Regions from separate parts of the Mus musculus genome. Here region 2 is linked to region 1. The links are chromatin loops, found by intact Hi-C in ENCODE. Cell type or tissue: gastrocnemius. All regions are shown on one strand. Each heading gives the region's core, and the rest is flanking DNA. Links, peaks and the distances in the headings are about the cores only. Region 1 overlaps Myh9 (myosin, heavy polypeptide 9, non-muscle). Region 2 overlaps Txn2 (thioredoxin 2).

What was found. Peaks named below come from ENCODE experiments on the same cell type or tissue, not always from the same donor. Only the 100,000 strongest peaks of a DNase experiment are listed, where the experiment ranks them.
Region 2: it touches region 1 in a loop (5-fold over the local background); 38 of 42 quality-filtered maps call a loop at or near these places.

What each region holds. Positions count from the first base shown.
Region 1 is chr15:77,774,190-77,789,121 of GRCm38, forward strand. Myh9 (myosin, heavy polypeptide 9, non-muscle) reads right to left here. Exons shown (of 41, transcript NM_022410.3): 11 at 14,730-14,848; 12 at 13,321-13,473; 13 at 12,298-12,471; 14 at 10,904-11,077; 15 at 9,200-9,314; 16 at 7,133-7,326; 17 at 6,922-7,043; 18 at 5,801-5,870; 19 at 3,579-3,739; 20 at 2,702-2,810; 21 at 1,614-1,745; 22 at 885-1,091; 23 at 368-505. Among named protein-coding and RNA genes, the nearest start is that of Apol8, 26 kb to the left of the region's middle. In gastrocnemius, for the core only: a CTCF peak has its summit at 8,446 (motif pointing right); no DNase peak of the experiment used is centred there; H3K27ac peaks cover 233 bases.
Region 2 is chr15:77,908,885-77,923,816 of GRCm38, forward strand. Txn2 (thioredoxin 2) reads right to left here. Exons shown (of 4, transcript NM_019913.5): 4 at 6,167-6,973. The coding sequence ends at 6,860. Among named protein-coding and RNA genes, the nearest start is that of Txn2, 13 kb to the right of the region's middle. In gastrocnemius, for the core only: CTCF peaks have their summits at 8,496 (motif pointing left) and 12,258; DNase peaks (open chromatin) are centred at 8,498 and 12,254; H3K27ac peaks cover 7,401 bases.

The sequences.
Region 1 (14,932 bases), core at 4,453-12,452:
AGACACAACAAATGTGGGTATCCAAGACTTCCTGGGGTCAAGTAGGAAAGACTTCTAGGTGTCAACTAGTTTAGGGAAAGGACAAGCAGCCCCACCCCTGGCCCTACTAAGAGGCTGCCATCTGGAGTTTCCTCAATCCTAAAAGCTGGTAAAGACCTTTGCCAAGGAAAAACGGCAAGCCCCTGCCGCAACCTCCTCATTCATGAGAAAAGTCCTCTGCACATGGTGCTGGTGCCCAGGGGCCTGTGTGCCCGGGAGGACTGTGCTGCTGGACAGAGCCACGGCACCGCGGGGGATCGGGCAGGTAGGCAGGTCTTGGCCCTGCTCTGCCCACCCTCTCCATGACTGCATGCACAGCAGGCCCCACCTTGGCCAGTTTGCAGTTCTGGTCCTCCATGATGATCTGGTCCTCCTCCAGTTTCTTCAGCTTGGCCTCGGTGGTCACCTTCTCAAGCTGCAGCTTCTGCCGGGCGCTCTCCTCCTCCTCCAACTGCTCCTCAAGTTCCTAAAGGGAGAGGAGACGTGAGAAGGACGGAGGACACACACACACACACACACACACACACACACACACACACACGTCTGATCCCTCTTCAGGAAACCAGCATGTGAACTGGGGCACATGACTGACATAGTCTCAACAGTGTTCCCAGGGTGCCACAAAGAGGCCTGTGCCAAGGCTGATGGAGGAAGGACCAGAGAGAGAAACTCAGTGGCCTCAACGTTCAATGGGTAGCGCTCACGGAGATGTGAGCCGTGGACACTGAGTGATTGTCGCAAACAGGTGGACAAAGAAGGCTGATGTGGTAACTGAACCTGTGTGCCTATCTTGTGCCCCTGGCTGCCCACACTGTGCCCGCCCTGCCCGGCAGGAGCAGGGGTACCTGGATGTTCTGCTGCATCTTCTTCTTCTCGGCCTGCAGGTACTGGCAGCGCTCCTCCTCCTCCTCCACCCTGGCCTCCAGGTCATGGCAGATCTCCTCCAGCTCCTGCTTCTTCGCTGTCAGACGGGCCCGGAGCTCCTCAGCCTCGGCACACAGCTCTGTCTCCGCCTGCAGCTGCTCCTGAAGCTGCAGCTTCTCTGCCATGAGCTGCAAAGAACACGTGCAAAGGCTAAGTTCCCTGCGGCCTCCTTGTAGTCCAGATAAGAAATGTCCCCCGAGGCTGGCACGAAAGGCTTGTTTGCCAGTGGCTGGCACTGTTAGCTGCTGAGAGCTGTAGAGCAGAGGCCACTGGCACACATCATTGCAGGGAATATTGGAGTCCTGGCCCCTTCTTTCCCTCTGCTTCCTTAGCACAAAGAAGTGAGCCGCTCTGCTCCGCCACTCTCTGTCGTGGCACTCGGCCTCAGCAGGGGCCTGACCACAGGCTGAGTCTCTTCAGCCCTTTTAAGTGACTTATCTTAGGCACACTGTCACAGCAACAGAGCTGGTGTGTACCCCTCAAGTAGCTCCAGGGTGGGTGCTTATGGCTCAGGCTCCCGGCTGACAACTGCTCTCCCACTGGACTTGACTGCAAAGGTTTTCTAAGCAGTAAGCTAGCCGGCCTGACGGTGACCAGCAGGGGGCAGCACTGAGCGCAGCTGGGATTGATGGGTGGAGACTGACACCTACCTGAGACTGCATCGTCTCCATCTCTGTCAGCCTGTTCTCTGCAGCCAGATGTTTCTCTCGAACCTTTGTCAGTTCCGCCTCCTTGGCTAACAGCTCATCCTCATGTCTTATTGAGTTCAACAGGGGCTTGACCTGGGAGAGGAGACACAGGCAGAGTTGGCCCACCCCTAGAAGCTCCCTCACCTCTGGAATGCAAGCTCTAGAGACGACCTGCTACCTGGGGAGGGGGTACAAGCAGGTACAGCCTTCCTAGAAGTCAGTCTGGTACAACATGCAACAGGCCTCTGATTCGCTTAATTACGCTGCACGGAAACCACGTCTACGCGTGCATAAAGATGCCCGTGACAGCGCTGTTTATAGGCCCAAGACTTAGGGGTGAGCCATCTAGCCCCTAGGGAACAGTTCCTAAAAACTGACGCTGATAGGAATTCTAAATACAAAGTGCAAGATACAAGACTATGTACACAAGTCGAAGCTTGGCTATGTAAGAGTGCGTACAGTTTACATAGCTGAGACTCACTGCGAGTGAGAAATGCAGAGAGATCATGGCATTGGTTCAGAGTGAAGGGCCCGTGATTTAGTTTTAGGGTCTTTCTAATGCTTTTTTGGTATTTAACATATGTTATATATTATAAACTAAAATTGACAGAACAAGTTGCAAAGGAATTTTTTTGAGACAGGATCTCTATGTAGCTGTCCTTATTCACTATGTAGACAGAGATCTGCCTGCCTGCCTCTGCCTCCTGAGGGCTGAGATTAAGGCATGTGCCACCACACGCAGCTTGCAAAGGGTACTTTTAAAGACTGGGGGTATTGAGTGGATGTTCTGAGCAGCTGGCTGCCATGGGGCACCACAAGAGGACAATGTGTAGGTAAGGCAAGCCCCTACCTACAAGAGCTGCTCTCTAGTTTGGCCCAACCCAGACACTGGCATCCACAGCAAACAAGTGGTGGTGCTGGCCGACACTTGGACAGGACCAGGTTAGGTTCACACTGCTGAGCCCTATGGAGCTACAGGAAAGGCTTGTGATGTGGGCAACAAGCCCAACTCGAGCGAGAGGAGGTTGAGCTGCCTGTGGCAAACCCACCTTGGTGAAGAGCCTCCACCACTGCCAGTTGCGCAGCCTGAGGTACGCAGCACAGTTCCTCTGTAGGACCTTCATGGCGGTCAGCTGTTGCTGCCTCTTGGCAAAGGCCCTGGAGAGGAAGGCACAGTCAGCAACTCAGGGATGAGGAAAGCACATACCGGCAACCCTGGCTCACGAGTCACTCAACACACATGAATAACAGGGCTCAGGTCACCCAGCCACTGCCCTGCACTGAGGTACTTTCAGGCATAAAGGACCTATAAGAACCAGTGATCTACAAGAACTTAGTGCAAGATCTAACTGTGGTCTTGGTCATGATTTCCGTCTGTGCCCAGGGGACGTGGGCTCTCCAGCCCTGCCTCCTCCCTGCCTGGTGGACAGCATCGGCAGCTGATAGGCTGGGAAGTGGGTGGTAAGGTGTGGGGGGAGGGGCTCCCTTTCTCCCGACACCACAGCTCATGCTCACTTCCAGGGCTCAGAGCTCACACTGGGACTGTCCTCACTGGGACTGTCCGGGAGCACGTCTGCCTGCTGCAGCAGGGAAAGCTAAACATGCTGATCTTACACTGTGAGCTCAGGGTGTCCATGGAGCATGACAGGCAGGGACAGGCCTGGGTGTCATCCCCACATGCTGACAAGGGAGGATAAAATAAGCAGACACTTGGGACAGTCAAAACTCAGTTGACTGACTCCCACTAGACTCCTTCATAAATAGCCATTTCTGCCCATTGAGAAATTCAGGAGGCAGAGGGACCACAAGACCCTGGGCCAGTCAGGTTCCACGAGGCCCCAGAGGCCTTCAACCACAGCTGACTATACTGCCCTCAGCAGCAGGGACACAGGTGAGGTGTGTGGGGTAAGGGTCCCTGCAACGTACTTCCTGGCCAGGTAGCCCCTGCAGCAGGCCTGGAAGCCAATGATGACATCGGTGATCTTCAGGTCCCGCTCTTCCTCCAGGTGGGCTAGCACTCCTGCCCGGAAGAACACTTTGCTCTGGCCGATGCGGTACAGGTTGCTGTCAAGCTCCAAGGCTTTGATCTAGAGGGAGGAAAGCAGACCACTGACTGCACCACTCTGCACACCAGGAGAAATGGCCAGGACTTGCCTCAGCCCAGTTACCCCAGGGGGGTCTCAAAGAGTGGCTGCACCTCCTGAGGGAGCCTTCTGCCCCTGGACCAGAGGGCTTGGGTCTCGGGGACACTGAGAGTAGGCGAAACACAGAGCAAGGTGACAAAGCAGACTGTCAAAGAAACACGGGACTCTTCAGAGACCCTGTCCACTTCCTGCCTCTGCACCTGGAGTCATACTCCACAAATGCTCCATCAGGATGTCCTCCACTGGGAAGCAGCTCAAGCTCGCTGGCATCAAAATTAAAGTAAGGGCCTGCATGGGCCTCAGGACCCAACACCTCCTGGAGACCCTGGCTTAGCCCTCTCTTGAGGCCACTTCCGTCAACTATGTGGGAGTGATGCTTTAGTTTAAAAAGAAGAGCAGACACAAAGCAAATTAACAGGGCCTCTTTCCCAGTAGGGCCATGGGCACCACCGAAGAGAATGTCAGAGCACTCAGCACAGAGCCCAAGCACCCAGTGAGCCCCAAGAAAGTTTTAGTCATCATGACAAACGTGGGTAACTCCAGCCAGGGCAGTTGCACTCCTTGGATAGCCCACACAGGGTGTTCTCCGTTGTCAACTGACTGGATTTAAAAACCATCCAGGAGACATGTCTCTTGAGTACCTGTGCTAAGAAGGTTCCAAAGATTGCCTGAGGAGGGATAGGTGCCACCATCCTATAGACTGGGGTCCTGAACTGAATAAAATGGGCAAAAGGAGAAAGCAGCTGAGTGCCGCTCATTTCTCCTGCCCGGTGAAGACGCCATGGGATCAGCTGCCTCCCTGCCTTCCAACCATGCCCTCTTCTCCATCATGATAGGCTCTACCCTCAAAATTTGAGTCAAAATGATCCCTCTCTTCCCTGAAGTTGCCTTTTGTCAAGTACATGGTCCCAGCAATGAGAAAGTAACTAACACAGACAGATATGTGCGCCAGCCAGCTAGCCAGCCTGTCAGTCTGGGAGGGATTTAGAATAAGGGCCCACAGGCACTGTCAATGAGTATTCTACATGGGTTCTGGAAGACACTTGTTCCTAAATTGCTGTCTGTCAAGAAGTTCTGGTGGAAAGTCAGAAAAGTAGGGATGGGTGTGGGCCTGTCACCTGCCTGTCCCTAGTTCTCTAACAATGTGACAAGACCTAGGAATAGCCATACGCATCTTTCCTGAAGAGTCAGGGAGAGAATTCTGATCCCTGTGAAAGGCACATAGGCCACCCCACAAGAAAGTGGCTAAGTCTGTGGAGAAAAGGTAATCCAGACTGCAGGGGAGACTTCCCCCAACCCTGGCCTCTCCACACTGGCTGACGAGCATCTGGACAGCAGACAGCATCCCCCTGCCCTACGACCTTCCCCATCCCCATCTCCCAACCACTAAACGTAAGTATTGAGTCTTTTTTCTTCCAACTCTTCATATCAGCAGCCCTGCTTTCATGACTCTTGAAACAGCAAGCAATGGCTACTCAAAGAGGCCAGGCCCGGAATAAAAAGATGCATAAGAAACACAGGAAAGGGCTCAGGGTGGGACTGAGCCCCCAAGTGTGGCTATGGTGCACTGGGACCATTGCTGATTAGACCAAAACCCAGACTGTGCACTGCTCATCAAGCCAGGGCAGGGCGAAGGGTGTAGGCAGGGAAAGTACAAATGTTGGTTCGGCCCCTGGACCACTCAGCCCTGGCTGTAAGCCAGCTGCTTATGGACGCACTGAGTACACGGCCAAAGGAAAAAGGTCAAGAAAGCATTGGGATTGTTCCCCAATAGACCAGAGCAGCTCCTGTCAGAGTCCTATCTCCTTTGGCCTGGTCCTTGGGGTTTGTCCTGGTTCCAACATATCCCTGACTACCCGATGCCTTTGAGGGCAGCCTCTCAGGGCACTAAGGAAAATCAGAACCTAAGCACAAGCAGAGACCACACAGCACGGGCACCTGCAGGTCCAAATGACCACTGGCCACGCGAAGGTGCCCACCCCGGGGAGCTGCAGCAGGACTCACCATGAGCACACACGCTTGCTTGCCATCCATGAAGCCCTTCGGGATGGAGTTGGGGGTGAGGATCTCATACCTGGGGGAGGAGAGACGTTGGTCACTCTACCCACACTTCACTTCTGCATGGACTACACCTTAACCAGAACCCAAGGCCACCCTTGAGCAGGGCTGCAGTGCTGTTCACTGAGTCTCCCAAAGATGGGACTCCCACCCCAGCCACACCCTGCTCCTTCCCTGGCTAAACGGCTACAGGGGAGTGAGCTTGGCGAGGACCTGGCACACTTCAGACACAGGAGTAAGCTGCGGGCCGTGCCTGTTTGTTCCCTGCTAAGCACAGAGTCCTCATCTGGGACCGAGGGACAGGCATGCTCATAGGTTCCCTGGACACCACATTTCAGCCATGAATAGACAGCAGCACCATGGCAGCATCAGCATTCAGCACTCAAGAGCAACTAGACAGATGACTAAGCCCAAGGCACGAGCCCCTGCAGAGACAGCAGGAAGCCGCAGCACCTGCCAACCCTGCTCCCTAAGTCCCTTCAGCGACCATGTATCTGGTGGCTCCCTTTGCACCCGCCCGTCATCAGCCCTCTAAATGAAACCCCGAACAATGACAATCTTGTCCTTCCAGTGACAAGATGGGGCAACTCTCCTCATGCCAGTGGTTGTGTTGGATCGATTCTCAGGCAGTTGAATTTAAGGTCCCGTTTGGTGGCCCTGTCTGGAAGGCTTAGGAAGTGTGTCACTGGACATGGGTTTTGAGAACTTAAATAAAGACTTGGTGCCATTTTGAGTTTGTTCTGCTTTCTGTTACAGTTAGAGATGTGAGCTCTCAGCTTCCAACTCCAGTACAGGCCTGCCATCACACTTCCTGCCATGACAGTGATTCTTACTCTGAAACTATAAGCCCCAAATAAACCTCTCCTTCTTTAAGTTGCCTTGCTAAAGTCAGTGAGACAGCAGTGGTACCAGAACTAAGAACCATCATCCCCGACAGGGCAGAGGAAGGGTGCAGAGACCCTGTTCGTCATACATGCCAACACAGCCCTGGCTGAAGGTCCCTTCAGCAAACAGGCCCCCGAGGCTTACTCTACATGTAGCTTGGGCCACGGCCCAGGTCAGCTCACCTCTGCCGGAACTCCTGGAAGACCACCCTGTTGGGAAAGCCCTGGCGGCAGATCCGGATGCCCTCAAGGACGCCATTGCAGCGCAGCTGGTCCAGCACCAAGTGCGGGTCCAGTTTGCCGGCCTGGAGAGGAAAGCACATGGAGACAGTCTCACTGTGGTACCCAGGAGCTAAGGAGCCCTGCTGCCAGGGGTGCAGCCAAGCATCCGCACCTTCTTCTCATGGTTGGGAATGATGCAGCGCACGAAGTTGGGGTTGGTATTCCTCAACGTGGCCATGAGCTTGGCCAGCTGCTCCTTGTACAGCTGTCCGACAGTACGGAACATGCCCTTCCGGGTCTTGAAGGCACCAGGTAGTGCTGTCTCGGACATTCCAGCCACTTGGTCCAAGCCAATGATCCGATCCACTGTGAAGAACATATAGCTTGTGAGTACCACTGCCACACTGAGGGGTCAGGGGCACAAGAGAGACGCACATCAAGACAAAGAGGAGAGTCTGTATGGAGCTGCAGGACCCTTCTGCCCTGAGCTGAGACGTACAAGGGTCTCTGGATAAAACAGATCTGACCTGGGGAGGAGGCAAGGGAGACGACAGCAAAGCACAGAGGCACATCTCTAGTGCATTGTCAAGGTAGATGTGCTCATGTCCCCTACTCTAGCCAGCCTGGGAAGGCCCTCCAGGGCTGATGCCCCAAGGTGAACCAATGAAGTTGGAAATGTGTTTAGAACTGGGAGGTTTCCCTGAGCTCGGCTCTGCCTTAAAACCTGGCTTAGCACATATAGATTCCTGTGGTTCTAGGTTAAAAAAAAATAGTATCTGAGTTCACAGTGACCTTTTCTTAAAAGCACTGGCCTAGGAGCCAAGCAATGGGATGTCCAGATATGCTCTGTCATCATAGACAGGATCAGAGGACTCATTGTGTAGGTCCCCCCCACCCCCCAGCAGAAACCTCTAAAGCAGGTACTGGGGCAATCCATGGGAGCGTTAGAAACAATTCTGAAAACCCAGTGCTACCCAAAGTATTCCTAAGGGTCTTCCTGGAACATTTCACAGTATTACATGGTACGTGGCTGCTGCCCATAGGTCTTTACCCTCTAGACCAACCCTACAAGGCATGGCTCGTATCTGTATAGTCCACACCCTGCAGCAGTGAACAGTTTCTCCAAGCTAACAACAAAAGCAAGCCAACCAAATCCAAGCACCAGCCACGGGTATCAGCTTAGAGCAAGGGCTAGTATTAAGTCTGAAGGCAGCTCTGACTTCAGTACTCCGTCATGGGGCCAGTTACATAGACTGGCCTCCAAAGCCTGGGGGTATGTGGCTGGAGGAAACACTTGAGTCCTAGATTAGGGGAATGTGGCCCCATGGCGACTGGTCCCTGTATGTCTCCTGCTGCTGACCTACAGGGCTAGTGCTCTCTGAAGATTAACTGTTGAAGGACCATACAGCTACCCTTCAGCTAGACACAAAGTAGCACACACTGCACCTGAACCTCAGGCAAGACACACAGCTGTGCAAACAGAAGACACGGCCTCTAGGGGGAGCTCTAAGGAAGCAGGGTTTTTTTTTTCCTATATGTAAAACTTCCAACATCCCAACCCAGTCCTTCAGAAGCATGGCTTTCTAGTGGAGGCCTGTGCCAGACATACTGAGGACAGGAACCCCGGGTAGCACAGGGAACAGGCACAGCCAGGCAGGAGGAGTCATGGGTGAGGAAAGTACGACAGACACGTGCAAAACGTGCACAGCCCTGGGTACGCCACACACGACACCCCAGTGCAGGCAGGCAGCCAGTCACCTGATTCTAGGTGGAGAATGGGAAAGCGGCGATAGAAATAGGCTCTCTGAGTGCTCTGCATCTCTGCAACAGAGAGGTTAAAGCAAGACCCAGGCGGAGGAGAGGGGAAAATGAGAGGCAGAAAAAGAACAGCTTCAAGGCAGCCAGCCTCCTGAGGAGGAGAGAGAGGCAGAAGTGCAGGGACGCTTGGGGGCTGCAGGCCCGCGTGGTTATGGCTGGGGCTACCTGCGGAAGGGGCCTGGCCACCTGGCCAGAGAGCCAGCCAAGCCTACGGAGCCTCTAGCCAGGAGGAGATGCCTAGGGTGCCGCTTGGGGCAAACTGTCCCTTTCAATTCAGACAGGTCTTCCTTGTGAGCGTCACAAAGGACAAAAGACACCTGACCAGTGTCATGGTCCTTTGTATGGTGGCTGGGTCCTGTGCAGACTGGGAGGAGGACAGGCCCAGTGTGAGGCAGGGCTGGAGGGCAAAGGGCAGGCGTACCATCCTTCCACAGCTCAGAGACAAACTTGTCTGAGGACTGGTGAAGCAGCGTGGCGATGTTGTCGTTCAAGGGGTCCATGTTCTTCATCAGCCACTCGTCAGCTTTATAGTCCACCTGCAAGAGGCAGAGACCGGCCATGAGTTGCTCTGGGGACACAGACTCTCAAAACTGCTAAAGGGACACGGAGAGCCCTGGTGTGAACAACCTCTGACCTGGTACAGCCATCCCCAAGAATCAAGTGACAAGGGACAGAGGCAACAAGACACTCTCAGAGGGGCTGCAAATGGAAGCCGGCCATTAAGAACAACACAAGCTGACATGGTACAGCTGAGGGAATGATGTCACAGCTAGCCACAGAATGCTGTTGTCTTTAAAGTAGTAAGAACACAAGCAAAAGTCCTTTTGATGTCCATCACAGACTACACTCCTGTTAACTAACGTTATTTCTGCTTTCTCTTGTCTTTTCGGAACACCCACGTTTCCTAGAACTGCATGCATTGCTCTAACCTTTCCAAGTACATTCTCAACAACACAAGTCCTACTTCCATTGTAGAGGATCCCCGAGCCTCATACAGGCAGAGCAGCAGGCACCTTGGCCTCCCTCCCTCTAGCCCACAGGGCAGCGGCTGCCTCTGAGGAACAGGATGGAGCTCCCTTTGTCCTAAGATCAGCACACACATGCTATAAGATGCTGAGCACTTCACCCCCCGCCCCCAACGCCCTAGGGAACAGATGCAGGAACACAGCTATTTTCATTGGTCAGACCCTGGGTGGCAGGCAGTGCCCCACCGTCCATGGGATGCACCATGCAGTAGCAGCATTCTGTGAGCTTCTGTGCTGGTGGCTGGGCACTGCTGGGAGGCAGGAGGGACCGAAGGCCAGGAAGCCTTCCGAGGGCAGCTGTGTAAACAGTGCTTTGGTTTTACTGCATTTTTCTGGGGCATTTTAAGAGAGTTGCTTCAGCAGCCTAAGGAAGCACACGGACCTCACAGAAGAGGCCAAACAACACATGCCAGGGGAGCATGGAAAAGGCTCGAGGTCACCACTGAAGAGGTGCCAACCGTCCAAACGGTGCGCCCCAGCTAGTACTGAAGACTGCGGAGAGCAGAGACTGCCGAGCAGAGAGCAGCTTCCATCTTAGCATAGGCTAAGTTAGGCTGAGCGCAGCACTACCACACACCAGCTGTGTAGCCCCACGACAATAGCTGCTATCTACAGCAGGGACAGCTCCCTTCCCCCGGTGATAGAACACGACTGGCAATGTCTGGAGACAGTGTGGGAGGGTGCGACAGTCGGAATTCTGTGGGAGAAGCCTAGGGTGTTCTCAACACTGCAGAAGCACAGGCACAATAAAGAGAATCGGCTGCTAAAAGCCAAGGCGCCTCACCCTGAAGAACAGGAGCTCTCTCGTCTCTGCTCCCAGATCGGGAGACAGAAGCTCAAAGAGACTAAGCACCTTGCCCCAAAGTCACTCAGCTCCTAAGTATCAGGGTCTCGTTTCAGCTCCAGATTACAGCTCCAGCCCCTCCACCCCTAAAACATACAACACCACAGCCCTGACACCCAACCATAGTCTTCAAGCTTCCAACACCAGAGCTAGGCCTGGGTGAAGGGGCTCTGAAAGCCGGGTGCAGCCTTGCTACTCTACCACACATTAAGACCTCTGCCTGGGCCACACCTCCACCCTTCTCTGGCCGCCTCACCTTGCCGGCATAGTGGATAATGCAGAAATCAGCCTTGTCCTTCAGTTGCTTGGGCTTCTGGAACTTGGGGTGGGTGCCCTGCTCCTGCACCACCTTCTCCACGAAGCTCTTGTCAGTGGCCTTAGGAAACCAGCACTCCTCATCTAGCAGGGCCAGGATGCCTGGGGGACCCGCCTGGAGGAAGGGCAGCAAGGGCACAGGGTGAGCAGGGTATAGAGCTACGCCCACCCACGGGAGGATCCAGGTGCGCAAATCCTCATAATTCTCACACAGAGGATGGGCATTCTCCAAAAGGGAAAAACTGTCACTGAGATCAGGAACTGCATTAAGAACTCTGTTTTAAGACGCCTCTGGAGTCTGGGCTTCCACTGAGAGACGATGCACTGTAGCGGGTCTTCAGCAGTGACAGTCACTAGTGAAGCCAGTGAGACTGACAAAATGCACAGCTCCACGGCCACACCCCGAAGTGTCTAGTGCCAGGATGCTCAGAGGCTGCTGTCCTTGGACTAAAGGCCCCCCTCCCTAAGCCCTGGCCCTCACACTGTGACTACACCACTGCTTAATGAGGAGACAGGAGGCCTAAAAGAGAAGAGGAGAGGACAGAGCCCCAGAGACCCTATAGTCTCCTGGACACTGAACTTCTAAGAGATGGTTGCTCAGTCTGACACTTTGGAGCCAGACAAGGTCCTGACAACTAGAGATTCAATTAAGAACAAAAACAAGACCTTGAAAGGTCAGCATCAAAGTACATGTTCCATGTCCCACTGTCACTGACAGTGTTTCAAAGTGCTCAGACTTTCTCCTGGGCCTTCTGAGAATCTTTCTATGTGACTCAATGTCTGGGGTATTACAACCAGATCATCCAACTGCACTCAGGAGTTGACTCAGAGATGGAAACAGGTCAGGCTTCAATACAGTGCACAAACCCAAAAGCCCAAACCGAGTGCCTTGAACTCCATCTAGCAAGAGCTATAAATATGCTCAGATTTAAGGAGGAGGAAGGCTTCTTCTAGCCCCAGCCACCTCAACAGTCAAGGCCATGGAATAAGTGCTGTGTGGCTGTGTTGGCTCCAAGCAGATTAAGGCTGGGTTTTATGTGAATGGCTGCACAGTGCTGTGCTATAGCAGTAGGGGTAGGGGGGGGAAATCTTACTTCACAAAAGCATGCCGTTCCTTTTAAGACAAACTGGTCAGCACCTGCTGGATCTAAGGAAAATAGAGTGTTCGGGCCCCAGTCACACCCCCATTCAATTAGGGCGACTCTGACGAGGGTCTGGGCTATGAGCTCTCTAGACAGCAGAAGACCAGACACCCACAGCCAGCACGGGACTGCAGGTGTAGAGCACGCACTGCAGAGAGGAGCGAGGCGCCAGCTAGACCAGTGCGGCTCTTACCGGCTTCTCAATGAGGTCGATGCAGGGCTGCAGGTCCAGGCCGAAGTCGATGAAGTTCCACTCGATGCCCTCTCGCTGGTACTCCTCCTGCTCCAGGATGAACATGGTGTGGTTGAACAGCTGCTGCAGCTTCTCGTTGGTGTAGTTGATGCACAGCTGCTCGAAGGAGTTCAGCTGCAGGAGGAAAAAGGCATCAGAGAGGTCCCTCCTTCCAAGCAAGGATCCAGGACCACGGGGAAGGAGAGCGCAGGGAAGGTTCGCTGTGACACCTCCAAGCACTGCCTGTAGGCAGCAGGCGGCCAGAGATCTGCCATACTTGTGCCCTACTCCACAGCAGGAAGGCTCTGCCCTCTGTGGACAGCTGTGCTCTCTAGCAGGCTGACAAAGCCCTGCTCAGGATTGTGTTATGAGATAAACAAAGTGGCTGAGCAAGGAAAGTGCTTTGTTGACTACGTTAATCAAGCACCAGGACGTGGAAATACATCTGTGCTCCTCGTGAACAAGGATTAGCTGCGGGCTTCCTCTCCAAAGACACACAGATGAATGAGAGTGACAGCAACAGATCTCTGTGACTCTGCTGATACCACCATGGCAGCGTGCTATACTCAAGCCACAAGGGGAAAAGTTACAACTCTTCAGTGAGCTCCTGGGTTCTCTGAGGTCCTCCTGTGAGCTGCAGATGTAGGCTCTCGCCAGCTCTTCCTACTGCACCTCAAAGCCTTCACGAACAGGAACAATGTGTAGCCTCAAAGTGCAAACTCTGGCTGGGAAAACTAGCAGTCAGGCAGCATCTGCCCATGAAATCTCCAGGAGCTTGACCTCAAAGGCCAGCCCCTCTAAACCTGTCGGCTGGCCGTGGGCACGCGCCTGGGGGGTTTAACGCACACCAACAGGGTTCCGATGCAAACAAGATTGCCAGTGTGAGCAGCCACGGGACCCTGACCAAAACAAGACTCGGGACTCAAGGAGATGCCAACCAAGAAGCCGAGGGGGAAGCCTGGGAGTGTGAAGGCCACAGCTTACATCAAAGATCTCAAAGCCAGCGATGTCCAGGATCCCGATAAATGAGGCGCCCTGCCTCTTGGTCTTGTCCAGAGCTTTGTTGATGCGAAGCACCAGCCAGCGGAACATCCGCTCATAGGTAGCCTTGGCCAAGGCCTCAATGGCAAAGTCAGCCTAGGAACGACATCCGGGGACATGAAGGTTAGATACAAAGTCTGAAATCTGTGTGCCTCTGCCCCAGTGACTTCACTGTGAAGCTTTCCCCAGAGACAGCCTAGGCATGGAAGATGGGGAAGGCATTCTAGATCCTCACTGACGTTCTGTACGATGACAACAGCTGGAATGCCCCATGCCCCACAGCACAGTGAACCCAGATATCTGCAAAGACCTTTGTTAAAACAACAGTTGCATAAAGTAAAAAGAGGTAACATCCCAAGGCTTGCTTCGAAATGACACAGATGAGGAGGGGAAAGACTGACCAAGACTGGAGATCTGCTCAAGTTCCTTGGGACAGGCACAAAAGGGCCATTCTATTGTTTTTCATGTTTCTAAAGCTCCATAATAAAAAGCCAGAATTGAAACGAAGTTAAAGGGAAAAAGAGTCTGCAGGAAATAATAATCCTCATGGGTAAGACAATAAATAAACACTGTTGCTTGTTCTGACTTTGTTGTATTTTCTGAAGTGTTTTTAGCATTTTTATTGGGGGGGGGGGCATCAAACTGTCTTGTTAATTGTTATAGACATGAACAGTTGGCAGCAATTAGGAACACTGGCTTTTGAAAAAAAACATTCTTGTCTTTTCTGCCATGGCCCTTATCAGGAGCAGCCACAGGCTCCCAGCTATCCAGTGGGATCCTTTAGGAAGAGCCTTGATCATGCCATCTTCCAAGAGCTGGCGCCCCATAAAACCCCATGACCAGAGCCATGGACAAAGCCAAAGGAGGAGGAAGTCTGGCCTTCGAGGGCAGCAGGCCCAGGAATGACAAGAGCACTTGCTTGGCAGATGGTAAAGACCCTGCTTGTCTCTCAGCACTTGTAGCAAGGCAGCAGGTGGTAGAGAAACAGCTACTTGGCCTGAGTTCCAAAGATGATGGGGCCACTGCTGGTACCAGGAACCACGGCACAGAAACAGTGAGGCCTCGTTTTAAGCAAGGCAGAGTGCAGCAGCATCTTGAGCACCTAGCAGCCTAAAGGCAGCACTTGCCAAAGGTGGACCTGGGCGTGTCCCTCAGCCTTGGGTCTTTGCAGCGCTGAGCTCTGGATAGGAGCGCTAGTCAACAATTCCCACACAGCGGGCAGCCCAAAACAGTCTCACACTGCACAGCTGCAGGAACATCTTCCCAGGAAACACCCAGGCCATGTGACACACACACACACACAGAGAGAGAGAGAGAGAGAGAGAGAGAGAGAGAGACAGACAACAACATACCTGCTCTTTAGTCTGCGCCTTCTGCACATAGTCTCTGCCCACCTTGATGCGTGGGGTGAGGATGCCTCTGGTGAAGTCGGTCACATTGATCCCCAGGAGGTGGGACACCTTTTGAGCAGCTAACAAATTCAAAAAAATCAGGCAAGGGTGAGACATGGTTTAATTAAGCCCACATGTAGCCTGTGCAGAGAAGAAAGATGCGA
Region 2 (14,932 bases), core at 4,363-12,362, 130 kb after region 1:
TCCATGCACTAAGCTGGGTGTCCAACACAGGCCTGTAACCCCAGCCTCAGGTGGGTCAGAGTCAGGGAGATCAGTCACTAGGGGTTGCTGACTTCCAGGATAGCCCAGAGATTGGAAGCCACAGATTCAAAGAGACACACCTCCATGGAGAAAGTATTAGATGATAGAGGGGATGATGTGTTAGAATGGCGGATGGTGTCTCAACAGCACACTAGGCCAAGGCAGTTCCATGTGGAAGAGGTTTTATTGGGGAAGAGAGAGAAGGTGGCAGCAGAAAGAGAAGACGGGGGGGGGGGGGAGTGAGGAAGGGGTGTTTTCTCTCTCTCTCTCTTTTTTTTTTCAAGACAGGGTTTCTCTGTGAAGCCCTGGCTGTCCTGGAACTCACTCTGTAGACCAGGCTGGCCTCGAACTCAGAAATCTGCCTGTCTGTGCCTCCCAAGTGCTGGGATTAAAGGCGTGCACCACCACTGCCGGGCTTGTTCTCTTTATATAGAAATTTAGAAATTTATGTAACACCGGTAAAGGTGGGAGGTGAGCCAAGCAGATGCTGGGAATATGGTGCCTGTTGCCTTAGCAACCAATCTGCAGGTCCCAGGTCCCATTGTCACCTATGTGATGTCATAAATTTGGGAGGTCCTGATGCCAACAGGGCTTAACTAATGTCCTCTGCTGCATCCCCCCCCCCCCACAGAGTAAGTAAATAAACAAACAAATCTAGACAAATCTAGAAAAAAAGAAAGAAAGAAGAGAGAGAGAGAGAGAGAGAGAGAGAGCAAGCAAGCTTATGCATGCCATTAATTCTAATACTTGGGAAATCGAGGCAGGAAGATCTCTGTGAGTTAAAGACCTGCCACAAAGCAAGTTCCAGGACAGCCGCATAGTCAGATCCTGTTTAAGAACAAATACAAGGGGCTGGAGAGATGGCTCAGTGGTTAAGAGCACTGACTGCTCCTCCAGAGGTCCTGAGTTCAATTCCCAGCAACCACATGGTGGCTCACAACCATCTGTAAAGGGATCTGACGCCCTCTTCTGGTATGTTTGAAGACAGCTACAGTGTATTCACATACATAGAATAAATAAATCTAATTTTTAAAAATACAAAACAAAAAACCCAAAACAAAACACAAAAATGAAAAAGAAATGCTTTTAAAAAAAAAAAAAAAAAAAAAAGCAATAGAGGTGTACCTATGCACAGGGGGGAAATATCCACATGAAGTCATAGCAAGAAAGCAGTCATATACTGGCCAAGGACACAGACCTCAGAAGCAACTGAGGCTGCTCCTGAAGCAAACACTCTGTCCCTCCAGCCTGCCTCGTGCCCTGTGTGTGGGGTTTAGCCATAGTGACACAGGATGACGTATGCCTCATACCCAGGAGGACAGAGCCTTTCCCAGGGGTTTACTGTATAGCTAACCGCACATGTGCTACCATTCTAACGCAGCAACAACCTGCTCAGGTCAATTGCCAATCAGGAGGAGGGGTCCAGCTCCTTTCAGAGATGGACCACTGGTAGTGAGGGAGGGGGTAAGTTGGGAGCAGGGGAATGGGACTTTGAGGTACCATCCAGCCTGCCTTCTTGGGTAGGACCCCAGTTGGTTCCCATTTCTCCTGGGAGCATGGTTTCTTCCTCCCTCCCTCTCTCTTCCTCCTTTCTTCCTTTTCCTTTCCTTCTTTCTTTTTTTCTTTTTTGATTTTTCTTTTCTTTTTCTTTCTTTTCTTTTCTTTTCTTTTTTTTTTTTTTTTTTTTTTTTTGAGACAGGGTTTCTCTGTGTAGCCCTGGCTGTCTTGGAACTCACTCTGTAACCAGGCTGGCCTCAAACTCAGAAATCCACCTACCTCTGCCTCCCAAGTGCTGGAATTAAAGGCGTGCACCACTACTGCCTGACCCTTTTTTGATTTTTCAAGACAGGGTTTCTCTATGGAGCCCTGGCTCTCCTGGAACTTTGTAGGCTAGCTGGCTTCAAACTCAGAGATTCTCCTGCCTCTCTCTGCCTCCCAAGTCCTGGGATTAAAGAGGTGCACTATCATTGTGCCATTTTTCTAGTGCTAGCGTTTTCTAATTTGCAGCAGGAAGCCCAGGGAGTCACTCACACACCACACCACTTCCCTGGGTCAGGGTCTCTGCATGTATGAAACAGGAACAGAAGCTGTGAGCTCAGATGGGTATGTTAAGATACAGAAGTGAAGCTTGGCCCTGTGGGCATCAAGAGACCCATAGGAGGTGGAGGAAGGCAGTGGGCCAGAGGAGACAACCACTTAGCTGTGTTTACCCAGTAGACTGGCTGCAGGTAGGGCCCTGACCCACCTCCCAGACACTCCTGCTGGGTGTCAACAGAAGGCAATCAGAGCTGGGGGGAGGTGTGGCAAATTAAGGACTCAGGGTGAATTCCACTAAGCATTCTCCAGGGGTGAGGTCACCTCTGGCTCTCCGGGGCTGCTGGAGTTCAGGGCAGAGGAGGCTGTGTCAGAGATCAGGGAGGACGCAAAGTCCAATGGAAGACCAGTAGCCTGGGCTAGGCATGGAGCAGGGAGAGCCAGGGAGAGCCAGGGAGAGGAAGGTTTACCTAACTTCTCCTCCTTCTCCTCCTCCTCCTCCTTCTCCTTCTTCTCTTTCTCTCCACCTACCATCTACCTACCTTTCTATCAATCTATCATCTATCTTTTTTTTCTCTATTTTATTCTATTTTTCTTAATACCTAACACTTCTTAAGCTCTTGCTGAGTGACCGAGTATTTAAATCTGCCATGTCCCCTAATCCTACCCAGATCCTTAATCAGCACTGTTATGAACCCCAATTTACAGGGGTGGATTTGGGTCACAGCATGGTGAGAGCCTTGCTCCACAGGGAAAGCAATCTGTCTGGTGAGTATCTGTAAAATGGCAATACCATCCATGCACATCATGGTGTAGGAGGATATTGTGAGGACTGGGTAAGATGGCACTGGCCACATCACTCAGAGGGTGCAGGCCATTGTCAGCACCTCCATTTTTCTGATGCAAGACTCATCATCTCACAGTCAGTGGGCTGACCTAAGGCTGTGTGCACGTAGTAGGTACAAGGGAAGGATTTGATCAGGACCTGGTTCTTCCTGCACTGCGGAGGAGTGACCTGTTGGAGGTGATATTCCTATTTGGCTAATAGCCGGTGCTCTGGTGCTCTAGGCATTGGTGAGGAACCACAGTAGAATGCCTGGAAGCCTTGCTTGCTGCCTAGCATCCTGTCCAATGAGGACATGGCCCTGACATTGTTCTCTGGACCCTGCCTGTCCAGGGCCCACAGGACAGGAATTTCCGCAGCCTGGCCAAAACAGCCTTCACTTTCTGGGAAAGCTGTCCCCTGGTAGCCACGGCAGGGGGTGAGTAGGTCCCTGATCCCCTGGCCAGGCAGAGGCTTCTGGTAAGAGCGACTATGGAGAGACATTGTCAACATCCTTTGAACCTTCCAGGTCTGGGCCTGGAGGCCATTCCCATGGAAACGCAGTGACCTCTACACTCACCTCTCTGACAGCCACTGGGATACAGAGTCAGAGCGCTGGGATTCAGTCCTAGTCTATCCTTCCCTGTGCACTCAGAAGGGAGGTTGGATGGTATCCGAAAGCTGCCCGTGTGCTCCAACACCAGCACAGGGGTGACAAACAGCCTCCTCTGGGGTCTTAGGAATGCAAGCTTCTAGTTAGCACAGCCAGTCTCCTTTCAGTACTGAACACTAGAAGGTACTTAGTTAACTGGGACTCAAGGGTAGAGTACGCGCTGCTGAACGTGTGCGAGGTCAGGTTCCCATTTACAGACATGCAGTAAGAGGAGTCTGTTTGTGACCTCTGCTAAATGCCAAGGTTCCTGGTGGCTGGCCTTCCCTGGGGAATGCAGTCTCTGCATTTCCTGCAGCCCCCTCCCTCTGTGCTCAATCTCCTGTGACTAAGGGAGGCTCCTGCTTGCCTGCAGGGTCTAGTTGCGGGAAGTAGGTAAAGATGCTTCCATCTCTGCTTCCGGCCCCCTGGGCCAGCCTCAGCAGCCACAGGCAGGCAGGCAGGCAGTCCCTGGCTCGGTGTGCAGGGGAGCCTGTGGTCCTTTGTCTCTCACAGGCTTCCCACCTGGTGATAAAAGGCCTTCAGTAGTAACATCAAGCATGGTGGTGTATACTTGTAATTCTAGCACTCAGGGGAGGTAGGGGGACCACCTTGAGTTCTAGGCTAAGACTCTTATCTCAAGTCAATAAGCAAAGTGAAAAGTGACTTGTTTTTCTCCACACTGCACCTGGGTTGCCCACTCCCAGATCCATAACCCTGAAGCCCCATGGGTGCTCTGAGGCCACCGTGGTGAGGTCAGCACCCAGAGTTAGGTAGCTCACCTAGTGTACTCTGTGCTCATAGCTGGTGACTCATGGATCATCACCGGCGAAGGCTGCCAACGTGGGACAGCTGTGTCTCTCGTCCCGGGCTCACCTTGCCCGTGGAAGCACCTTTTAAGGAGGAGTAACTTGGTTCCTGCCCTCGGCCAGGCCCTCCACATCCCTCTAGGAGTCATACTCCCACTTGGGTTTGTATCATCAGCCAGTCAGTTTTGAGATGTGACTTTGGGCAGGTCCATGTCTCTGAACTGGATCCTTTGCTTATATACGGAAACGATCCTTGCCTCATCGGAGTGGAATCAAATGAGGTAATGTATGTTAAAGTGCCTGGCGAACGGGACCTTTTAAGGGGTGGCAGTGGGGTACAGTAGGGCAGACTCTGAGTTTTGGCCACACCCTCTTCCTTTCGGAGTATCCGAAGTTACTCAACTCAGCTGGGTCAGTCTTCTGTAAAACAGGCCCACGCTCCTTCTTGACTTGTGACATGAAAGCTATACATTTTATATAGTTTTTTATTATTATTATGTCTAAGTACACTGTAGATATCTTCAGACACACCAGAAGAGGATGTCAGATCTCATTACAGATGGTTGTGAGCCACCATGTGGTTGCTGGGATTTGAACTCAGGACCTTCAGAAGAGCAGTCAGTGTTCTTAACTGCTGAGCCATCTCACCCGCCCTACATTTTATATAGTAATGGGGGCTAGGGATATAGTTCCGTTGGTAGAATCCTTGCTTATCCTGTATGAAGACCTGGGTTCAATCCCCAGCATTGCATAAAACTAGGGTTGGTAGTACATGCCTGTAACCCTAAAACTCCGGGGTGGGGGGGGTGATCAGGAGTTCAAGGTCATCCTTAGCTCAAGGCTAGCTAGGTGTACATGAGACTGTCTCGAAACATCAGGAGGGCACAGAAGACAAATGCCTGGCCACTGGGGTGAGCCTCATGGCCTTGGCCATGCTCTGTAACCTCTGACCCTAATGTACTTCTTGGAGTCTACTGCGAATGAAGACACTGACCACACCTGGTACTCAGGAGGGGCTCCCCTGACCAAAGGCTGTCGTTCACCTTGCTTGTGGTCTCCGCAGAACAGTTGCTAGGCCAGCTTTCTCCCAGACCTGAAGGCTTTTGGACCTCCATCCTCTGCCCCATTCTGTTTCACCAAGCCTTTTCATTTGTCCTCAGGTGGATGCCCATCTCTCAGAGAGTGATAATAGAAAAATATATGTCATTGCGAGGGCTGCACACACCAAAGGACGCTGCAAACACAGTTCAGGGGGCATGAGAGCCCTCTGCCATCAAGGACTGGGGACTTGCTGAAAACAGGCATCATCAAGTGACAGTGTCCCCTTACCCCTGGGAGAGCGACGGGCTGGGCTTTCTTGGTTGGGCAGCTTGGCACTCTATAGACAAGGGAGCTGGAGAGGGAACAGGATGGGTGGAGGGTCCGGTCCCAAAGACTAGACCTTCCTGTGGGCATACATGGGAAGAAGTGCCACCCAGCCAGGAGGGGCCAGAAACCAGTCCAGGCAGAAGGTCCCAAAAGGCTGAGGGAATCCAGGTCTCTGAGACAACCCCTTTGGCTAGAGCCCAGCTGCACTCCTTAAGCCCTTGTCTGCATTTTGGGAAACAGCACAACCACCTCTGGACCTTAGAGAGGATGTCTATGATGGCACACCCAGACCAAGAGCCATGAAGAGTGGGAACACAAATCATGAGAGGGGTGAAGAACCCAAGAGGAGCTGGGGACAGTGGTGGGCCCGGGAATACCCGTCCATCCCAAGTGCTCAGTGCCCACAGAACAGCAGCCAGTGGCAGTGCAAACCTGGTTTTATTGGTCTGACTTGTTCACAGCTCCTCCTCCTGCTCAGGGACCCAGAACCAAGGCCCAGCTAACTCAGGGAGGGGACAAGGAATAGAAGGGACAGATTTAGGCTATGGGGTGGGCTCTGTTCTTCACAGCAAGAGGTAGAAGGACCACATAAAGTTCTTTATTAGAGACCTACAAAAAAATGAGAGAATTATACATTACTCTCACTTGTTCGGCTTCTGGTTTCCTTTTCAAGCAGAGGCAGGAGAGGAAATGTGCCAGAGGCTGATGCATGGGGGCTGGGGCTTCAGAGGGCCACAGAGATGGGGACTGGGCGACCACTAGTGCGGTCAGGCTACAGGCTGGCCCAGGCTTTCTCCAGCATCTAGGGGAATGGCAACAAGCCCCGGAAGAAGCACACAGTAGGTGCACAAGAGGAGCACACAGTAGGGGGTGCACAAGAATGACCCCCACACCAGTGGCAGCACTGGCCCTCTCCAGGCCACCCGGGCTGAGGGCTGGCTCTGAAGTGCTGGTGGCTCTTAGGTTTGGAGGGTCTGCTGTCACAGGCAAGACCCACCAGGATAAAACAGAGGGGCAGGGCAGGAAGGATGACAGCTGAGGGCTGGGAGTTCTACTAGGCTTCTCCCCAAAACAGACTTCCAGCAGGCAAGGGTAGTCAGGCCTCCTCTCTGCTCGTCAGCCAATCAGCTTCTTCAGGAAGGCTTCTAGCTGGTCCTCGTCCTTGATCCCCACAAACTTGTCCACCACGTCCCCGTTCTTGATGGCTAGCACGGTAGGCACAGCTGACACCTGGGTGAGGGAATCACAGGGTCAATCACTTGGAGTTGACTGTCTCTTGTGTATCTTCCCTAAGCCTCTGTGGAGAAGGCCAAGGTCACAGGAAGGGCCAAAGGAAGTGGGGTCTTTGCTTGGAGGAGACCCATCCATTAGAGCTTCTTCTACTGCAAGTTCCCAGCATCCTCCTCTTCCCTGGACCATAGGACCGACTCGCTGGTCCAGTGGTGTGTGTGTGTGTGTGTGTGTGTGTGTGTGTGTGTGTGTGTGTGTGTGTGCTGTGGGCCAGGCTGCTTCCCGAGCGCCTCACGGCCTCTTTCTGGGTCCTGGCCATGCATGGTTTACCTTGAATGCTTGAGACAGAGCTCAGGGGTCGGGGATGCCAGCTCCAGGACTGGGCGGCCCAACCTCACTCCTACCCCGGGGGAACCTGGTAAGCCCTTTAGTACCTCAAGTCTCGGCTTGTGGAGACACCGACAATGTTTTCAGTTGAATACAGGAATGCCAAGAGACACATGCTAGGATGGCACAGGGCGCAGGGCACACTGTGGGTATGGTGGAGCTTGACCTGCCCAGGACCACCTTGGTGGGCTACAGCTAACGGTTATGCACAGAGTGGATGGGGACAGTCCTATGTGATCAGAGGCTTTAATTCGGGCTGGCAGAGGGAAAGGGGCGCTCTTGCTCCGTGAGGTACTGCTTCCACAGCTCTGGAGACTCAGACAGATTACACGAAATGTATGTGAGGATTTCACGTATATTGAAATCCTGGGGCTGGAGAGATGGCTCAGTGGTTAAGAGCACTGTCTGCTCTTCCAGAGGTCCTGAGTTCAATTCCCAGCAACCACATAGTGCCTCACAACCATCTGTAATGGGATTCGATGCCCTCTTCTGGTGTGTCTGAAGACAGCTACAGGGTACTCATATAAATAAAGATAAATAAATCTTAAAAAAGAAAAAAAGAAATCCTGGCACGGTGGGCTGCCCAGAGCTTGGTATTTTGAGAACCTGTATACACAGAGTAAGATGAACGGGGACCTAGCTTACATACAAGTTAACTAGAAAGCAACAAGAGTGGTGCACAGAAACCCACCAGGTCTTCACACAGCCTGAGGGCTGTGGGGTGAGTCATCTCAGAGGCCAGACGGAGATGATGATCAGAGTGGGCTGAAGAGAGAAGTGAAGGCCACTTGGCCCCATCCTACAGTCCTTGCCTGTCATGTGACAGGTCCTAATGAGAAAAGCACAGCACGGAGGACACAGTCCTTGATTTGATTTGATTTGATTTTTTTTTTTTTTTTGTATCTCTGGTCCTGAGGGTGATGTGGTGATGTGAGTGGCACAGGGTATGTGCCAGCACCAGGAACTGGGCTGACCATGAGTGTCCCCAGTCACAGCCTTCCTGCGGGCTCTTGTTCTTGTCAGACTCTGGCACAGGTGGTGGCATTAACAGCCCAGCATCAGGCTTGCAGTATCTCCAGGAAAAGGCAGGGACCAGCAAAAGAGGCACCAGGAAACCCTGTTAAGTGTGTTCGTGCGCCATCTAGTGGCTGGTGAATGAGCTGCAACACCCGGGAGCTGGCAACTTAAAGGGATGCAAGCTCAACCACTAGCTTTTAACTTGGCTGAAACATTCTATCCCTTTAAAATAAATATTCCGGGTTTTTTTTTTTTTTTTTTTTTTTTTTTTGAGACAGGGTTTCTCTGTATAGTCCTGACTCAGAAATCTGCCTGCCTCTTCCTCCCGAGTGCTGGGATTAAAGATGTGTGCCACCACACCCGGCTAAATATTCCATTTTTAAGATGTAGCTTAGGGTTGGTGGTGTGGCTCGATGGTAGAGTGCTTGCCTAGTAGGCATGGGGCCTGGGTTCCATCCCAAACCCTAAAACAAAACAAGGAGCTTCCCTTTGTCCGGTCCTTTTGGCTTGCCTAAGCAGGCCTCTCCTCTCCCTTTGAGACATTCGGAGTGGATGGAGTTTCCCTCCACGACGGTTGTGCTGTGTGTGCAAACCTCTGAGTGTGCTGGGACACACATAGACCAGGCTAGTGTCCATGACATTTGAGGCCTGGTCACTACTCATCGAGGGCTTCCTCCTAAGCCTGAGCAGCACGTGCAGCTGCGGGCTCCAGAGCACCGTTTCTAGAGGGCATCTGGGCGACGACAGGAGGCCAAGGCTTCTGCTGTGCAATCACGGAGGCTCGGGGCTTAGGACAGGCCATCCGCAACAATACATGGACCCTTGTACATAGCCCTTGTCTCAGTGGTTAAGAGCACTGACTGCCCTTCCGAAGGTCCTGAGTTCAAATCCCAGCAACCACACGATGGCTCACAACCATCCGTAATGAGATCTGATGCCCTCTTCTGGTGTGTCTGAAGACAGCAACAGTGTACTTACATATAATAAATAAATCTTAAAAGTGTTGGGAACACAGAGACACTGATGAGACACACCTTCGCACTTCTGGCAGGACAACAGGAATCCTGCAATATCTCGGGTCTCACCCTAACATACCCGCTAGCAACTCTGCTAGGAGACCATTAAAGGTCAGGACAGCAGGTACCACAGGAAGCTGGTGACCTCTGTGGCTGAGGAGCACAGTGCGGAGGATGTTTTAAATGCCATGGAAGATCCTAACTACATACACATAAGCAAGCACATAGAATGCGGACGCCTAGGTTGGTTCATTTTTATTATTTTTGCACGTGGGTGCTGTCACCGCAAAAACGACATCCTAACCCTCCCATGCCATTATTTTAGATACGAGAAGACTGGGGCTCAAAGCACCAATTTTAAGAGGACTCAGAAAGTTAAGCAGGGATTCCAAACAGGAAACACAGTCTGTTGTTTGGTTTTGCTTCTGCCGGAGAGTAAAGGGTAAGAGGCAGAGGGAAAGGAGACCTCAGCAGGGTAAAGGCAATTCAGAGAAGCATCCAACGACACCATGCTTTAAATGAAAAATGTCAAATCAAAGATCTTGTAAAAGCGAATATAAGAGCGTTCTCAGGAAACCCATTATTGTCAGGCATGCCACCTTTAATCCCAGAGCTCAGGAGGCAGAGGCACAGAGATCTCTTAAGTTCAAAGCCAGCCTGGTCTATAGAGTCAGTTCCAGAGCAGCTAGGACATAGAGAAACCCTGTCTTGAAAAACCCAAGACCATTATTTAACTAACAAAGCAGGGTTGAAAAAATGGCTTAGTGGGTAAAGGCACCAACCACGCCTGATGGCCTGACTTCAAGTCACTGGTCCCACACAGCTGAAGGAGAGAACAGACTCGTGCGTGTCATCCTAAAACCGTGCAGAATGGGGCTGGAGAGACAGCTCGGGCGCCATGCAGCTATGAAGACCAGAGTTTGGATCCTAACACCCACGGAATATTGGGTGGGTATGGTGACCACCTACATTCCCAGCACTCCAGATGCAGAGAAAACCCTGCAGCACCCAGGCTAGCTGATCCGTGAGCTCTGGGCTCAACTGAGAGACCCTGCCTCAATAAATAAACTGGAGAGCAAACAAGGAACATACCAACAGCACCTTTAAGGCTGCATGTGCCCAGGCACCTACTACACACACACACACACACACACACACACACACACACACACACACGCACGCACGCACGCGCACACACGTCTGTACACACAGCCATTTAGGAATGACAAATTTACATCCTTCCTGAAACTCTTGGGTCATAGTCTTCTTTTTATTTCCCCCTCTTCAGGAAGAAACCCGGGACTTTTGGCATACGCCCTCAGTCCCAGAGTTTGCTCTTTGAGAATTCCATAAATGGTAGGTGTGGTGGCCTCCCTGTTTGTTGATTCAGCCTCAGAGGGCAGAGACAAAGGATCCTTACAGCGATCTGGCTAGCAAGCCCTGGGTTAGAGACCTTCCTCCATGCACAGGTGATGAGGGTGATTTCCAGCGTCTACCTGGGGCCTCTACATGGATGCACGGGAGTGTGCACATAGACTCCACACAAGCATAGCCACGCATTATGCACATCTGAAACATGGGAAGGAAAAGAAAGGACAAATATTCCAGGAAGACCAGGGAGGTCACGGGGTAGGTAGAAGCACTCATCACAAAGCCAGACAGCCTGAGCCCTATCACTGAAACCCACATAATGGAGAGAACCAAGGCCTCAAGTTGTCCTCTGACCCTACACACATACAGGCCACGCTCAGCTTTGAGAGGCACTTATTTTCAAACAGGGGAAGTAGGAAGGATTAAAATAGCACATAGTTTTAAACTAGTTAGCGATTTGTCTATAGGGGTATACATAGTAAAAAGGAAAAACAACCAAAACAAAAAGACAAACCAGGCTGTGGACATGGATTGGTAGCATAACCATGTACCCAGCAAAGCCCTCAGGTTCATCCCAACTTAAGCTAGGAGTGGTGGTATCTGCTTCTGGGCTTGGGTCCAGTCTGGATGGATCACACAGGACATGACAAACCCCACCCCTCTCTTCTCAAAAAAAAAAAAAAAAAAAAGAGGAGGAAGAGAAGAAGAAATAATAATAAATAAAAGTTTCAGACGAGCCATAGGAGCAACAGTGATCAGGTTACAGGAATCTCCGCTTGTTTTCCTGCACGAAAGGATCATACCTTCAAGTGCAAGGCTGAGAGAGTAAAAAGGAAAAACAACTGCTCCCTCCCTACTTGTCCCCCAGCAACTGGCAAGGTCTCGGTGGTCAGGAGAGAGACAGAGTGAAAGCCTTGGGCTCCCCAAGATGAGACTATGCAGAATAGGAGTGGGGGCTGTCGGGGAACCCCGAGGACTTTCCTTCCTCCTCCTTCAGTCCAGTCCAGTGGAGGACGGATGAGGGGTCAGGAGGGCTTGGGAAAGAGCTGGCTCTGAGAACTGCTGTGAGCAATTCTGACAAGCTTGCCTGCACATCTGGAAGAGTAGGAGTCATCCCAGGGGGCTGGGGATCACTTGGTGGCAACTTCCTTCTTGGCTTCTCTTTAGAAAGGCTAGGTACAAGGGAAGGGAGGGCAAAGAAGAGACAGGATAACCCTGTTGGGATTCATGGGACCTCAGTGGCCCCCAGCTCAGGGCTTGACAAAACAAGGAGGCCGAGAGGAAGAGATGCAAGCTGGCGCAGGGGCCTTTCTGTATAACCCCGGGCACTGTGTAGACAGTGGGCAGGCAGAGGTCCCAAAGGACCCCTCCCCCTTCTTCATCACAGGCTGCCCACTCATCCCATCCTGGGTTCACTGGAATGGAGGAGGAGGAGGAGGAGTTCCAGTGCTGGGAACTCCAGTTACCCCTGGGATCCACGGGACCCCTGCTGGTGGAAGTCTGCTTTGCGTGGTACTAGTTCCCAAGCTCTGGCACATGGGTGGCTGGCCTGCAGCTTTCTGCCAAACACATGATGCTGATGCTAATGCTGAGGCCATCGTGGGAGCACCTGGAGGTCCTGGGAGGTGGCCTGGAAATTGTAGGTTGACCCATGCCCCATGTCCCTGTGTGGCTCCAGCCCTGAGTTCTTAACAGAAGGCCAAACATTCACACCTGCTAGGGCCTTGGGTGTGAATGGGTAAGCTGGGGAAAGCCAAGGGTGTCTCAAAGGTTGAAGGCCCTTTCCCCCACCCCCCACCCCCACTGACTGAGCAATGAATGGGTGGGAGGGCTTAAAAAGCAGCAACTCGGGCTGGTGAGATGGCTCAGTGGGTAAGAGCACCCGACTGCTCTTCTGAAGGTCCGAAGTTCAAATCCCAGCAACCACATGGTGGCTCACAACCACCCGTAATGAGATCTGATGCCCTCTTCTGGAGTGTCTGAAGACAGCTACAGTGTACTTACATATAATAAATAAATAAATAAATCTTTAAAAAAAAAGCAGCAACTCCCTCTACCCAAGGCCCAGAGTGACCTGTGCTATATATAAAGTCTCAAGGATGACCTTACATCAGCAGCACTTATAGGAAGCCCTGTCTTCCCAGCATGCACTTCCTATCTTCTGCCCCAGGCAGCCTTATTTCCTCCCTTCGACTCATCATCCCGCTTTCCTCCCTTCGACTCATCATCCCGCTCTCCGTCCAGCTCAAGGGATGGGCAACTTTACCCACACTGTCCACCCCCGTTTCCTGCCATGGGCTCTGGTCAGAGGATGGGTCTCCTGATGCTTTTGAGGAGGTAAACCTGGTTAATTAAGCCTGTGTGTCTGAACTCTGAACAAAAGCTTGCCCCTCCTCTCAGCCTCTCCACTCCAGAGGGTGGGAAAGTTTCACCCTGGCCTTGGGGTTTCAAGAGAGGTGGAGTTTCCATAAACTTCTTTTGGGGGGAAAAGGTCTTGCTATCTCTCCCCAGGCTGACTTTATGTCCGGCTTGGCTTTACAGACATGTACCACCATGCCTGGCTCGCACAAGTCCTGAGTTTTAAATCTCTGCAACCACATTTCCTTTTCTTTAAAACTCTCCAGAGCCAGACCAAACATGTCTGTGAAGCAGAGCTGGTCCCCAGGCAGCCAGGTGTGACCTCGGCCCTGACAGAGTGTCACTGTCGGCGCCCAGAAGCTCCTGTTCCAGTCTGTTCTGCTCTCCCAGACACTGGGCCTCCCAACCCTGCTCTTCCTTTCCCCCAGCCATAGCCACAAAGAACCTCTCTTTCTTCAACTGCGGTGGTGGTCCAGGGCCCACAGGAGACTGCACCACCCCCACCCCCACCCCCACGGTCTGTGGCCAGCCCAGGGCCTCTGTCTGCCCTGCCTAGGGGCTCTTTCCTGAGACACGTAAGCTTCACTCGCTGCTCCATTCAGGTCTCTGTTCTCACGTTACTTCCTCTGAGACGAGAGTCCTCTGAAAGATGTGAAGGTGCGTGCCTGTAAGCACTGCCCTTAGAAGGTGGCAGAAGATCAGAGATGCAAGGCCATTCTTAGGTGGTGACGCCAAGGCCAACCTGAGCTTCAAAAGATTTTCCCTCAAAAGGCCAAATCAAAGAACAAAAAAAAAAAAGGAAAACGAAAGACCTCCTCCACCCCTCCCCTCCCCGCATTTCCTCTCTCCACAGCATCCATCAGAATTTGGACTTTACACAGACGTCATTGGCTGATTGTCCCCAAGCCAAAAATCTGAACACTGGAAGCCAAAGTGTGTGTCCGTGACTGCTAAGGCCTCTGAACTGGGAGCCCATACTTGAAAGCACCGAGTGGACCATGTCCCTCGGGCTAAGTTCCACTTGCTGCCCGAGGCTGTAAACACTGTGGCTGGAACATGCTGCGGCCTTTACTTTGTCCTGTGGCTGGGGACTTCAGAGAGGGCTCAGCCCTCACTGCCCTGAAAAGCCTCATGTGTCTGCCACTTGCCCCTCAGACACTCAAAGCCCTTTTTCAAAAGAAAAAAAAAAAAGAAAATTGCAAACTTGTTTTTTAACTTTGATATTGTTTATTTTAATGTTTTGTTTGTTTGTTTTTCAACACAGGGTTCCCCTGTGTAGCTCGGCCTGTTGCTCTATAGACCAAGCTGGCCTTGAACTCTCAGAGACCTATTTGCCTCTGCCTCCTGAGTGCTAGAATTAGAGGTATGAGTTACCACAGCCTGGCTGTATGTGAATATTTTTACTTATTTAAACTTCAAAAAAGTTTATGGGTATGGGAATTTTGCCAACAAAGGCCAGAAGAGGGCGTCTGAGCCTCTGGGACTGGAGTGATTGAATTGAATCCACGTCCTCCAGAAGAGCAGCCAGTGCTCTTAACCACTGCGCCATCTCTCCCACCCCTCAACTTTCCTGAATGCTCTTTGGTGCGGTCAGAGTGTGTTTTGTTTTGAAATTTCCCCTTTATGTGGGTGCTTTGTCTGTATGTCATGTCAAATACACCTTGGGGATGCTACACTAGGGGAGGCTTGAAGAGAGCCATATCCCCTGGGGCTGGTGTTACGGATGTTTGTGAACAGCCATGTGGGTGCTGGGGATTGAACCAAGGTCCCCTGAACACGAGTCAGTGCTCTTAACTGCTGAGCTATCTCT